Regions from separate parts of the Homo sapiens genome. Here regions 1 and 3 are each linked to region 2. Evidence: chromatin contacts called from ENCODE Hi-C or POLR2A ChIA-PET data. All regions are on one chromosome and are shown on one strand. The core of a region is the stretch at or near the end of the contact, and the rest is flanking DNA. Distances in the headings are between cores, read along the strand shown. Region 1 overlaps MYO5A (myosin VA). Region 2 overlaps MYO5A (myosin VA). Region 3 overlaps MYO5C (myosin VC).

What was found. Hi-C counts contacts between places; a loop is a spot of excess contacts on that map. ChIA-PET counts read pairs that join two places held with the same protein, here RNA polymerase II (POLR2A). Pooled maps may share reads with other maps.
Region 1: a pooled map shows a loop between it and region 2 (3-fold over the local background). The contact joins two enhancer-like sites. A Hi-C loop is called at or near these places in 1 of 37 single-sample maps with no recorded cell type and 3 of 50 pooled maps. POLR2A ChIA-PET finds 5 or more read pairs at or near these places in 3 of 52 experiments (PC-3, activated CD4-positive, alpha-beta T cell and activated CD8-positive, alpha-beta memory T cell).
Region 3: a pooled map shows a loop between it and region 2 (2.0-fold over the local background). The contact joins two enhancer-like sites. A Hi-C loop is called at or near these places in 1 of 37 single-sample maps with no recorded cell type and 3 of 50 pooled maps. POLR2A ChIA-PET finds 5 or more read pairs at or near these places in 2 of 52 experiments (activated CD4-positive, alpha-beta T cell and activated naive CD4-positive, alpha-beta T cell).

What each region holds. Positions count from the first base shown.
Region 1 is chr15:52,501,466-52,505,283 of GRCh38, reverse strand. The region is part of intron 1 of MYO5A (myosin VA); the gene reads left to right. It also overlaps the pseudogene EEF1B2P1. Among named protein-coding and RNA genes, the nearest start is that of MYO5A, 26 kb to the left of the region's middle. Within about 2 kb of position 1,328, at least 3 of the 41 ENCODE cell types and tissues checked have a DNase peak (open chromatin) inside an H3K27ac peak, as active enhancers do.
Region 2 is chr15:52,382,006-52,385,918 of GRCh38, reverse strand. MYO5A (myosin VA) reads left to right here. Exons shown (of 42, transcript NM_001382347.1): 15 at 1,597-1,758; 16 at 2,731-2,828. Among named protein-coding and RNA genes, the nearest start is that of MYO5C, 88 kb to the right of the region's middle. RefSeq lists enhancers at 2,106-2,335, 2,376-2,435. Within about 2 kb of position 2,523, at least 2 of the 41 ENCODE cell types and tissues checked have a DNase peak (open chromatin) inside an H3K27ac peak, as active enhancers do.
Region 3 is chr15:52,287,588-52,291,191 of GRCh38, reverse strand. All of the region lies in intron 1 of MYO5C (myosin VC), which reads left to right. Among named protein-coding and RNA genes, the nearest start is that of MYO5C, 6.4 kb to the left of the region's middle. Within about 2 kb of position 1,436, at least 16 of the 41 ENCODE cell types and tissues checked have a DNase peak (open chromatin) inside an H3K27ac peak, as active enhancers do.

The sequences.
Region 1 (3,818 bases), core at 79-2,578, 120 kb before region 2:
TGTGATGGCACATACCCCTTGATGTAGCTCTTGTCTGTCAGGTAATCATTGAGCACCTGGAGGCCGGCGGGGCTTTTCAGGTCTCCAAAACCCATGGCTTTGGCTGTATCTGAGAGTTCTCCATGTACGAATTGAGGGCCCTGAATTAAGTGGCCCACAGATTGTCCTTGGACCTTTTGTTGCATTTGAAAATAAATTAATAAAATGGGCCTGTCTTAAATTCCTACCTCCACAGCTCCCGAAGATAATGGGAACTGCCGAGTCTGAGTTCTTAACGACATTATTGAGCTGCCAGAATAGCCCCGAGATAACCTTCTCTGGACTTCTTGTTAAGGATACAAACTCCTAAGAGTTTAACCTACCTGTCAGACTTTTCTTTTTTCTTTTTTTTTTTTGAGATGGAGTCTCGCTGTGTCGCCCGGGCTGGAGTGCAGTGGTGCGATCTCAGCTCCCTGCAACCTCTGCCTGCTGGGTCCAAGCAATTCTCTGCCTCAACCTCCTGAGTAGCTGGGATTACAGGTGCCCGCCACCATGCCCGGCTAATTTTTGTATTTTTAGTAGAGACAGGGTTTCACCATCTGGTCTTGAACTCCTGACCTCGCGATCCACCCGCCTTGGTCTCCCAAAATGCTGGGATTACCGACGTGAGCCACCTCGCCCAGCGTTCTGTCAGACTTTTCTGTTCCTTGTAGCTGAAAGCATTCCTAATGTAAGATGTGGCAGCTTCAATGTGAATAAAGTTAATATAAAATTGGAGAATTTGTCTATATGGTGTTATTTAGGCACAGAAATACAGGTAATATGGGAATATGACAGCATTCGGGGGTGAAAGATCAATTCTAGTCATGCTTTGGACATTGCAAAACATGGGTATTAATGCCAAAGAATCCAGTCCTAGTCATAATTTCTAGGTTTTCTGGCTACCTCCTCAGTCCTTTCCCACTGTACTTACGGCATTTTAAAGTGTTATCTTCCCCAGGCTTAGAAACCTGAACATGACAGAGGCAAGGATTGAAGTTTCAATAATATGGGAGAAGCTAGCTGGGTATGAGTAAGAGTGAGTGGGTGGAGGACATCAATTAAAGGATGAGTGTGTAGAAACATATCAGTTTTCTAACCATGGTTGTTTCTAGGATATCCCAAGTTTATGGTATCTGCAAATTCTTGAATTTCAGTGGGGGAAAGAAGAGAACAAGATATTTAAAAAGGCAAAAAAAAAAAAAAAAAAAGAAGGAGAAACAGCAGCAACAGCCTTTGAAGGTCTAGAAAATTTTCATGCAAGCGTTAAAAGCTCCTTCAACTTAGGGTTTCACTTCCGCCTGGTTTCTGAACACTTATGTGAAGTTGATGGTAAAGCAATGTCGATCATGTGCTAACCCATTCCTGTTAAGTTTTAGATTAATGGTAAAATGTTTGGTAAATTTGTTCATTTGGTATGGAAAGTTAAAGTAGAGGTAGATAATACCTCTTAGAAGTGAGAAAATACATAGGACCCTTGTGGAAAAAAAGTAGTTAGGAAATTAAGAAAATTTGACCATATCAGGAGACGAACATAATAAGTTTCCACTTACTTAATTTTTTTGATTCAGTTTTTATTTCATTCAGTTTTGTTGTTTCTAAAATTTATTTTTGTAAATTTATTATTATTTTTCCTAGACATGGTCTTGCTCTGTCACCCAGGCTGGTGTGCAATGGCACAATCTTAGCTCACTGCATCATCCTCCCAGGTTCAAGTGATCCTCCCACTTCAGCCTCCTGAGTAGCTGGAACTACAGATATGCGCCACCATGCCTGGCAAATTTCTTTATTTTTTTTTTTAGAGACAGCATCTCACTATATTGCCCAGGCTGAACTCCTTGTCCTGAACTCCTTGACTCAAGAGATCCTCCCACCTTGGCCTCCCAAAGTGCTGGCATTTACAGGTGTGAGCCACCATGCCCAGCCTAAATTTATTTTTTATTGATACATAATAGATGTACATATTTTGCGGGTAATGTTATAATTTAATACATTGATATAATTTATAAAGATCTAATCAGTGTAATTGGGATAGCCATCACCTTCCCTATTTGTTTTTTCTTTATGCTAGAAACATTCAAATTAGTCTGTTAGCTATTTTGAAATATACAGTAGATTATTGTAACCTGTAGTTATCCCACTGATCTGTTGAACACTAGATCTTATTTCTTCTATCAAACTGTATATTAATATTTGTGCCCATTAATCAACCTCTCTTTATCTCCCCGTCCCTGCTACCTTGCCTGGCCTCTGGTATCCACCAGTCTACTCTCTTGTCTTCATGAGACCTACTTTTTTAGCTCTCACATATGAATGAGAACATGTGATATTTGTCTTTCTGTGCCTGGCTTATTTCACTTAACATAATGACCTCTGGTTCTATCCATGTTGCTCCAAATGACAGGATTTCAACTTGTACTTAAATTTGTATCGTTTGCTGAGACTTACAAGGCAATCTCTGTTTCCTTAATCATAAAGGAAGACACTAATTCTTTGTGTAACTGAAGAAATCAACCAAAATGTTATTTACTAATGGCACAATGAGAGAATTGATTACTTTAAATGGAGGCTGACACTTGCAAACCCCTGTATGTGTTCATCTGCCTTTTACATTTGTCAACTAGGTTGGTATCCTCTCTGTTCTCTTACTAAAAGTTTTGGAAATGGCTGGCCTTACTGATCAGACACTTCTATAGATGTGGTATGGTCAGAGGTTATATTATTTCTGGTTTGGAGTGAGAAAGAGAGTTTGTAAATGCACTATAGGTAAATATGGCAAGTCTGCAATTACAGCACTATTAAATATTTAGATCTTATGTACAAATGATACAGAATAATTACGAGCTTTATTTTATATTTTGTCTCTACTCTCTGTTGTTCAGTGTTAGACCCTGAAGTACTTCTGATCTAATTAGAATCCATTTTGTCAGGTTTTGTGAATTTCAAAAATTTATGTATGTATGTATGTATGTATATATGTATTGGGATGGAGTCTCACTCTGTTGCATAGGCTGGAGTGCAGTGGCGCGATCTTGGCTCACTGTAACCTCTGACTCCCAGGTTCAAGCAATTCTCCTGCTTCAGCCTCCTGAGTAGTTGGGATTACAGGTGTGTGCCGCCATGCCCGGATAATTTTTATATTTTTAGTAGAGACGAGGTTTCACTGGCCTGGCTGGTCTGGAACTCCTGACCTCAGGTGATCTGCCCGCTTTGGCCTCCCAAACAAAAATTTAATATTAGTTTATATATATAAATACTATCTTGACCACTATTTAAAAAAGATAATTAACAGCATCTCATATTAATATGGATAAATGTCTAGGATATATTGTTAAATAGAGAAAAGTAAAATACAGTGTGTGTGTGTGTGTGTGTGTGTGTGTGTGTGTAGTATATGTATGTGTGTGTGTGTCTGTGTGTATGCCTATGTTATGGAAGTTTATACTAGACTGTTTAGACTGCTTAAAATATTTTTTTCTGTGGGCAAGAGGGTTTTGGGAGATTTTCATTTTCTATTAATACTTTATTCAATTATGTAATATCTGAATTGTTATAATCAACATACATTCTTTTATAATCAGAAAAAAACAAATATTTTCTTTTTTCAAGTAGTGTAAACAAATATATTCCTTTTTCAATTTTATCTTATTTTTATTTTTATTATTTAGAGCCAGGGATTTGTTCTGTCATCCAGGCTGGAGTACAGTGGCACAATCATACCTCACTGCAGCCTTGAACTCCTGGGCTAAAGCAATTCTCCCACCTCAGTCTCCCAAGCAGCTGGAACTACAGACACACCA
Region 2 (3,913 bases), core at 1,274-3,773:
CAGTGACTGCCAGTCTGTGTAACATTGTTTCCATTGAAGTGGGGACAGTGTGTGATTTACCTAACATAGCTTGGAGGCTTCCTCTGCTGCTGGTCTTTGCTGAAACCCAATCTAGGAGTATCAACTTCATAATTTCACTGCATCTGATAGAAGCCAGTATCACATAGTGTAAATGTGTTCTCTTGGAAGTACTAATTTTAGAAGATTAATATCTGTGTTATGTGTTTTGAGTAGAATTATTTTTGTAGTAATACAGTGTGGAGTATGTTTGTGTATTTATGTGTTTTGTCTTTTTTTTTCCTGCAGCCTCTAGCTTACAATTTGAAAAGGAGTTTAAAAAAATATATATATATATGGAATTATAAACTTATCAGAAGGTGCTTTATTTGATATTTTTCCACCATAAAGAAATCTTCTGTGGCCACATCTAATATCAGGAAGCATATAAATAAATTGCAACTTGACTAAATACCACTGAATTTCAGTTCTACCAAATACCATTAAAATGAGTTTTAACCCTCTACTTTCTGTATAGCTGATTAATAAGGGGAAGCACAGTTCATCTACTGAGTTTATGCCTCAGATCTCTCATCTATAAAATAGAATCATGATAGCATCTAATTTATGGAATTGTTATGAAGATTAAATAGGTTGTATTAAGGTTAATAGATATATAATTATAGTTGCAAATATAGCTTGACTAATTAGAAGAACTGGTTTTATTTATATGGGATGTGGCACTGTTGTAAAGATATGTACATACATCAAGATGTTCCTTTGGATTCATTTGAAGTCTCTTTTTTTCCATAAAATTTCTCCCAACCATATTGACTAATATCATCTACCTACTTATTGAGTACCAGATCTTTTAATAATCTTTCACATTGCTAACCTGATAGAACACAAAATTGATTACAGGAATTATTTGTTGAAGTTATAAATCCCTTGAAAACAAATATCAAATGTACAGGATATGGGTAGGGTTTTAAACTTTTTTTTCTGTAACCCGAATTATCTTCCAAAAATTATTATTCATAACTTTTAAAACCTTCTAATATTGTAGAATTTGTTTATGACCCTTTCCTGCTGAGATTTTCGGTGATGTTTTTCAGTTAGTGCTCAGCACTTAAGTTAGTAGGTAGACAAATAAAGCAGGTGAGTAGACACTTGATAAATAACTTGCAAACTTGGACTAGTGTTTTTCTCCACCTGATGCTAAAACAGTTTGTGGAACTGAGGTAATAAGACTTTCAATTACTGTTTTTCTCGTAAAATAATTATAGTTCAAGCCCATTAATATGTTTAGATTTGTCACTTCCTGTGGATTAGGTTTTCAAGTCCGGGTGCAGTAGTTTTGACTTTGCTTTCCCCCAGACATGGTTGTAGAATTATTGCATTTTTCCGTGTTATTTTTGTATAGCACTTACCTCACCTTCCTCTCATATTCTTGGCTCTTAGCACAGATACTGACTCTTTCTGGAGTGTGACTCTGACAGTGATTACTTAAGGAAGGGAATCTCTGTAATATTTCTTTTGTGAAGGTTTGCGTTCAAGTTTGGTTTAGAATGTAATTTCTTTATATTGTTTCTGACTTAGTTTAAGATGCTACCAGAACTATTTCAAGATGATGAGAAGGCCATCAGTCCAACTTCAGCCACCTCCTCAGGGCGCACACCCCTCACACGAACTCCTGCAAAGCCCACCAAAGGCAGACCAGGCCAAATGGCCAAAGAGCACAAGAAAACAGTGGGGCATCAGGTGAGTTCAGGGAGCTGCCGCTGCCACGCTCCTTCCTTTCTGGCTCATCTGAAACCTCAGATCTTCCCTCTTCAGCCTCCCAGGTGGGATCCTCAGGTGAGGAGAGCCTAGAGCTTTCACTGTGAGATCATACGACACCATCCACTAAAACTCTTCTCCACCCAGTTTTAGACCTGTGACTCTGCATAAGCCTTTCCCGAAATAATTTTCTCTACAGCTTAATTCTCTCGTGCATATCGTCTCTCAGACCACCCCATCTTTGCTTAGTTTTCTGTTTGTTTTGTCTCTATATTTGTACAGTGCCTCGGTCAGCTCCTTCAGAACAGGGCCCTCGCCTTTCTTTGATGTCTTATGTTCTCTGAGAGTGGGAAATGTTACATACATGCTTAGTGCCTGAACAGGGAGTAGGGCTTTGAATGGAGGCTGAGCGCTCCTCAGCTTGCTGTCCTGTGCATGGGACCCTGTGCCTGGTGTAGACAGAAACAGGGCCTGACCCAGGTCCACAGCCTCCAGTCCTGATCCTAGGTCCCTAATTTTAACTCCTCTCTGCCTATCCTTTGTCATTCTCTCATTCATTACCTATACTCTTTTAAGTCATCTGCTACGTTTTCCAGTATCTTCCATCAAAATTCCCACTTTATGTGATTAAATAGCCTTAAAGCAAGGTTATATTGTTAGTTACATATGACTAAGCTCATAACAGGTTTCTGTAGCTTCCTGTGGGGAAAAGGAGTGGGAGTATAGGAATCTATATTTAGCAGAGTAAGCATGAAAATGGTAGAATTTAGGCAAATTTTAACCAAAAGCCCTAGCATTCTTGTTTTGTGGCAGCTCCTCTTCTGAAGATGGGTCAAGTTTATAAGTGGCAAAGTTTTCTCCATTAGTGTCATAGGAAGGGAATTTCCCATTGTTTTACCTCACCTTTGACTTTGGACAAAGCCTTGATACCCTCTTCTGCCCTTTTTCATGCAGTTCAGAAACTCCCTGCACCTGCTTATGGAGACACTCAATGCCACTACCCCTCACTATGTGCGCTGTATCAAGCCTAATGACTTCAAGTTCCCATTCACGTAAGTATTTCTGAACCACCCAGTGAAAAAGTACATATCTTATAAGAAGTGCCAAACCAGCCAAGCAAACTAATATTTTCCTTACATTTTTATAAGGAAAAAAATATTTGGGTAAGTCTTCATGCCTTGTAGAGGGAAACCACTAGTCAGTAGATTATTTTTTCAGTTTTTGTCCCTTTTGAGAATGTGAGAGTAAATTAGCAGCCATCTGAAGATTTGAAAACTTGAGGTCAACCAAGCATTCTGGTTCTGTTTTCTGTTTTGAATTTACTTCAATTGATCTCTCTGGGATTTTTGTTCATTTGGGCATTAGGTGGAACCAGCACTGGCTGGGATAAGGCTGTTTGGCGAATGCTTACCTGCTGCTTCTCCACTGCTGAAATCATCAGAGGGTGTCTGTTTTCACCAGCACCTCCTCCTGCTTCAGATACCATGCATGAAGGGAGAATCAATTTTTCTGGAGTTTTTTTTACAAAACAGAAATATTTTTCTAATTTTATGTATGTATTTATTTATTTTGAGATAGAGTTTCACTCTTCTTGCCCTGGCTGGAGTGCAATAACGCGATCTCGGCTTACCGCAACCTCTGCCTCCCAGGTTCAAGTGATTCTCCTGCCTCAGCCTCCCGAGTAGCTGGGATTACAGGCATGCACCATCATGCCCAACTAATTTTCTATTTTTAGTAGAGACAGGGTTTCATCATCTTGGCCAGGCTGGTCTTGAACTCCTGACTTCGTGATCCGTCCCCACTCGGCCTCCCAGTGGGATTACAGGCGCGAGCCACCATGCCCAGCCTATTTTTCTAATTTTAAAAGTAATACATGTACATTGTAAAGACAGTTTTCAGGAAATACAGAATAGTATAAAAATAAATGAAAAAGCATCCGTCAGCCGGGTGCAGTGGCTCACACCTGTAATCCCAGCACTTGGGAGGCCAGGGTGGGTGGATCACCTGAGGTCAGGAGCTTGAGACCAACCTGGCCAACATGGTCAAACCCTGTCTCTACTAAAAGTACAAAAATTAGCCGGGTGTAGTGGCGGGCGCCTGTAATCCCAGCTACTCGGGAGGCTGAGGCAGGAGAATC
Region 3 (3,604 bases), core at 187-2,686, 94 kb after region 2:
AGCCATGAGTACGGTGCAACTTCTTGTGAGCATCCCTCAGTGTATCCTGGCATTATGTTAGTGCTTTAAGCAGAGCTGGTACATGCTCTGCCCCTGGTGGGTCAAATCAAGTCCTGGTCCTGCCCCTTACTAACTGGGTGACACCAGGCAAGTTACTTAACCTGAGTTTCCACACCAGTATAATGGACTGAATCATGCTTACCAGCTGAGGAGGTCACTATGAGGATTAATGGCGTGTAAAATCCTTAGCACAGCACCTGACACATAATGCTTAATAAAGATTACTCAAATACTGATGCTATTATAATACAGTTGATTTTTTTTACCTAAATACAGACTTTACATTTATCCCTATAAAATTTTCTGTTTTGTTTAGTGCCCAGCGTTTCTGTAGCTTGTAAAAACCTTTTGAATCTTGATCATCTTTAGCTAATCAATCATTTCATCTGCTTGTTTGATACATGTGTTTTGTTTTTTCATCTACGATACTGGTGAAAGTGTTGAATGAAAGGGGAGGCGGTAGAGCTCTGTGGCATGCCTCTGGAGACCTTTTTTTTTTTTTTTTCCTAAAGGTTGCTCTTGCTCATTAATTAGAACTCAGGTTATGACTGTGTAGTGACAGGTTCACTACAGTCATTCCACCATCTGTTTCTTTCACTTGTGCAAGAGGAACTCACAAATATCTTCAAAGTTCTGCTGAAACTCAGATGTGCAAGGTCAAAAGAAGTGTCTTGACTAGCAGTCCAGGGCCCCTGTCTAAAATGAGGTCAAAGTTCAGCGTAACGATTTTTTTTTTAATTTGGCTAATTCTAAATAGTTTTTAGACTTCTATATACCATTAACAACTCTGGAAAATTAAATGTATCCATTGTATTATGTATGGGTAGTTCAAAGAGAAAAAAAGGGATGAAAAGACTGAAATACTTAGTCTTTAATTGGTGCAACTGAACCACTGGGAATTTGAATTTTTGTTCAAAAGTTGTTTATGGAGTGCTAGTTATGGGAAGCCTTTGCATTGGATTCCAAGCACAAAGACCAGGCTCTTAAAGTTCAAATGCCAGTGGGGGAGATGGGAGGCAGCCTAGATACCTGGGGGAGGAGCAGAGAGCGCTCAAGGGAAGCATCCAGCTCTGCTAGATGGCAAGTGGCAAGGAGAGTGCCAAGATGAGGAGTGTCTCCAGCTACTCCAGACTGTTCAGAGCTGTTTGCTCTTGGATGGGGAGAGGATGGGTGGGGCTAGGGTGGAAGGAACAGAAGTACACAGCAGAAAGCCAAAGAAGGCCTGCCATGTTCCAGAAAGTGCTAGTGGTTTTGGGTGGCCACAGGCAGAGGGTGGATTGAAAAGAGGGTGAGGCCTGAGCAGGAAATTGGCCAGAATGCTGGTTGCCCAGGCCTGGCTCTTCCTCAAAACCCATGTGGGGGTTGATTTTCAAAGCTTTTCTCTTGCCGGGCCCCACCCACAGGAATTCCAATCAAGTACGGATGAGAGAGTCTGTCTGCCCAAAGAAACCTCGTGCTCAGCCTGGCTGAGGAAGCCTCCGGGGGCTGCTGCACCAGTCAAGAGAGGATTGGTGGGGGTAGGGTTGGGGGCTGACTTATGGCCATGGCAAGGGGGCTGGTAGGCAGGGGCGGACAGGAGAGGGCTTTTAAAAGGCAGTCTTTTCTAGCACCTGGTGACTGTTGGGCTGTTGGGGTGGAGACACAGAGGGGTGCCCAGCACTGTCCCAGGCTTCTGACATGAGGGGCAAGAGAGCTAGGAAGGAGGAGCGTCGGCATCACTGGAGTTTGGAATTTATGAGTCTATGAGGACATTTAGGGGCTGACATCTTGGAGGCAATTGGAAATGTGGTGTAGAGCTCCAGTGCACGATCTGGGTGGGAGGTCTCAGATGCACAGGTGCCAGGCAGTTGCAGAAGCTGTGGAATTGGGTGGAACTCTCCAGAAACAGCCTATCATGAGAAGAGGCTGGGAAGGACCTTGGGAGACACGGACATGGGGGGCAGTGGGAGGGGCAGGGGAGCCAGGGGAGGGGCCCATGAGGAGCGAATGAAGAGGAGGAGGAAGAGAGGGGCATGGTGTGACAATCTGGCCTGGCTGACCTGGAGTGTGGACACTCCCAGTCCAGAAAGCGGTTCTAGGAGGGAAACACATGTCGTCCCATCTTGTCCCATCTTCCATATAAGTCTTCAAGTCATTTCTGTGGCTCATGCCAGAAGATCCCTCAGAAAAGCAGGCGGCGTGAGAAGATGCTGTTCTCATCTCACCTGTGTGCCTTGGGGGGGTGGCTGGCATGGTCTTGAGCTCATAAGGTTCAGTGGTCCCGAGCCTCTGCCTCAGCTTGGCGCCTTGGCATGGGGAGGGCACTCAGGGAAGTTGGGAGGTGGCCCTCTCTTTCCTGGCTCCGCTGAAGGGCTTGGCGAGCTGTTCCATCCCAGTCCACAGACTCCTGCCTCATGGGAAGGCCCCATATTCTGGAGGTCAGTTGACAGCTGGTTACATTGTTTGCATGAACTGCGGACTGCATCTGTTTGGATGAATGCTGTAAAGTTAACTCTTCCTCCAGTTTGAAGCATTGCTTTGTGGGTAGAGGAATGTGAGGGAGGAGGGGACAGGAATGAATGGGTGGAACTTACCCGGAGCTGAGTAAACTCACCGTTGTTTACTTACCAGGCTGGGTTTCAGCTGCAGGGCACTCAATGCCAGCAGAAGCACCAGGATCGCAGGGTGTGGGCGGCCTGGGGTACTGGGCTGAGGAGTCACTGGTCTTCAGAAGAGAAGCCGTCAGTGGTTACGTATGTCCTAATACTGCCTGCCATTTAATACCACTTTTAGCTGAAACCAATCCTAAATTATAGTTAGGAGAGCACATGGACTCTCAAGTAGATGGTTGCAGTTCAGAGTTCAGGATTACTTTCAGGGCCAGATTCGCTTAACTAATACGGAGTTCAAACTAGGAGTCACAGGCCCTAGCTCTGCTGGAGTCCTGGTCCTTTGAGACTCTGTCTGCTGTTTGGTGAGTTATTTCTCTCTGGGCTTCAGTTAGGGGCTCTGTTAAACAAAAGGATTGATTGGCCTAGTGACTTTCACATTACTTCTCAGAGCCCAGGCTTCCTTGGAAGGCCCCCAGGGCTCTCAGCTCCAGCTCCCATCAGAACACCTCCACTTTCACCAGCTTCGCTTAGCCAGCTGTTACAACTTAATTTTTTTTTTTTTTTGAGACGGAGTTTCACGCATGTCACCCAGGCTGCAGTGCAATGGCAAGATCTTGCCTCACAGAAACCTCCGCCTCTCGGGTTCAAGCGATTCTCCTGCCTCAGCCTCCCAAGTAGCTGGGGTTAGAGGCATGCGCCACCACGCCCAGCTACTTTTGTATTTTTAGTAGAGACGGGGTTTCTCCATGTTGGTCAGGCTATTCTCAATCTCCCAATCTCAGGTGATCCACCCACCTCGGCCTCCCAAAGTGCTGGGATTACACACGTGAGCCACCGCGCCTGGCCAGAACTTCCTTTTGAAGTAGGCTTTCTGCAGCTCTAAAAAGGAGTTTGACAAACAACTTGGAGTAGATAATCAGTTCTGAGACTCTGTAGTGGCCAATTCTTGATAA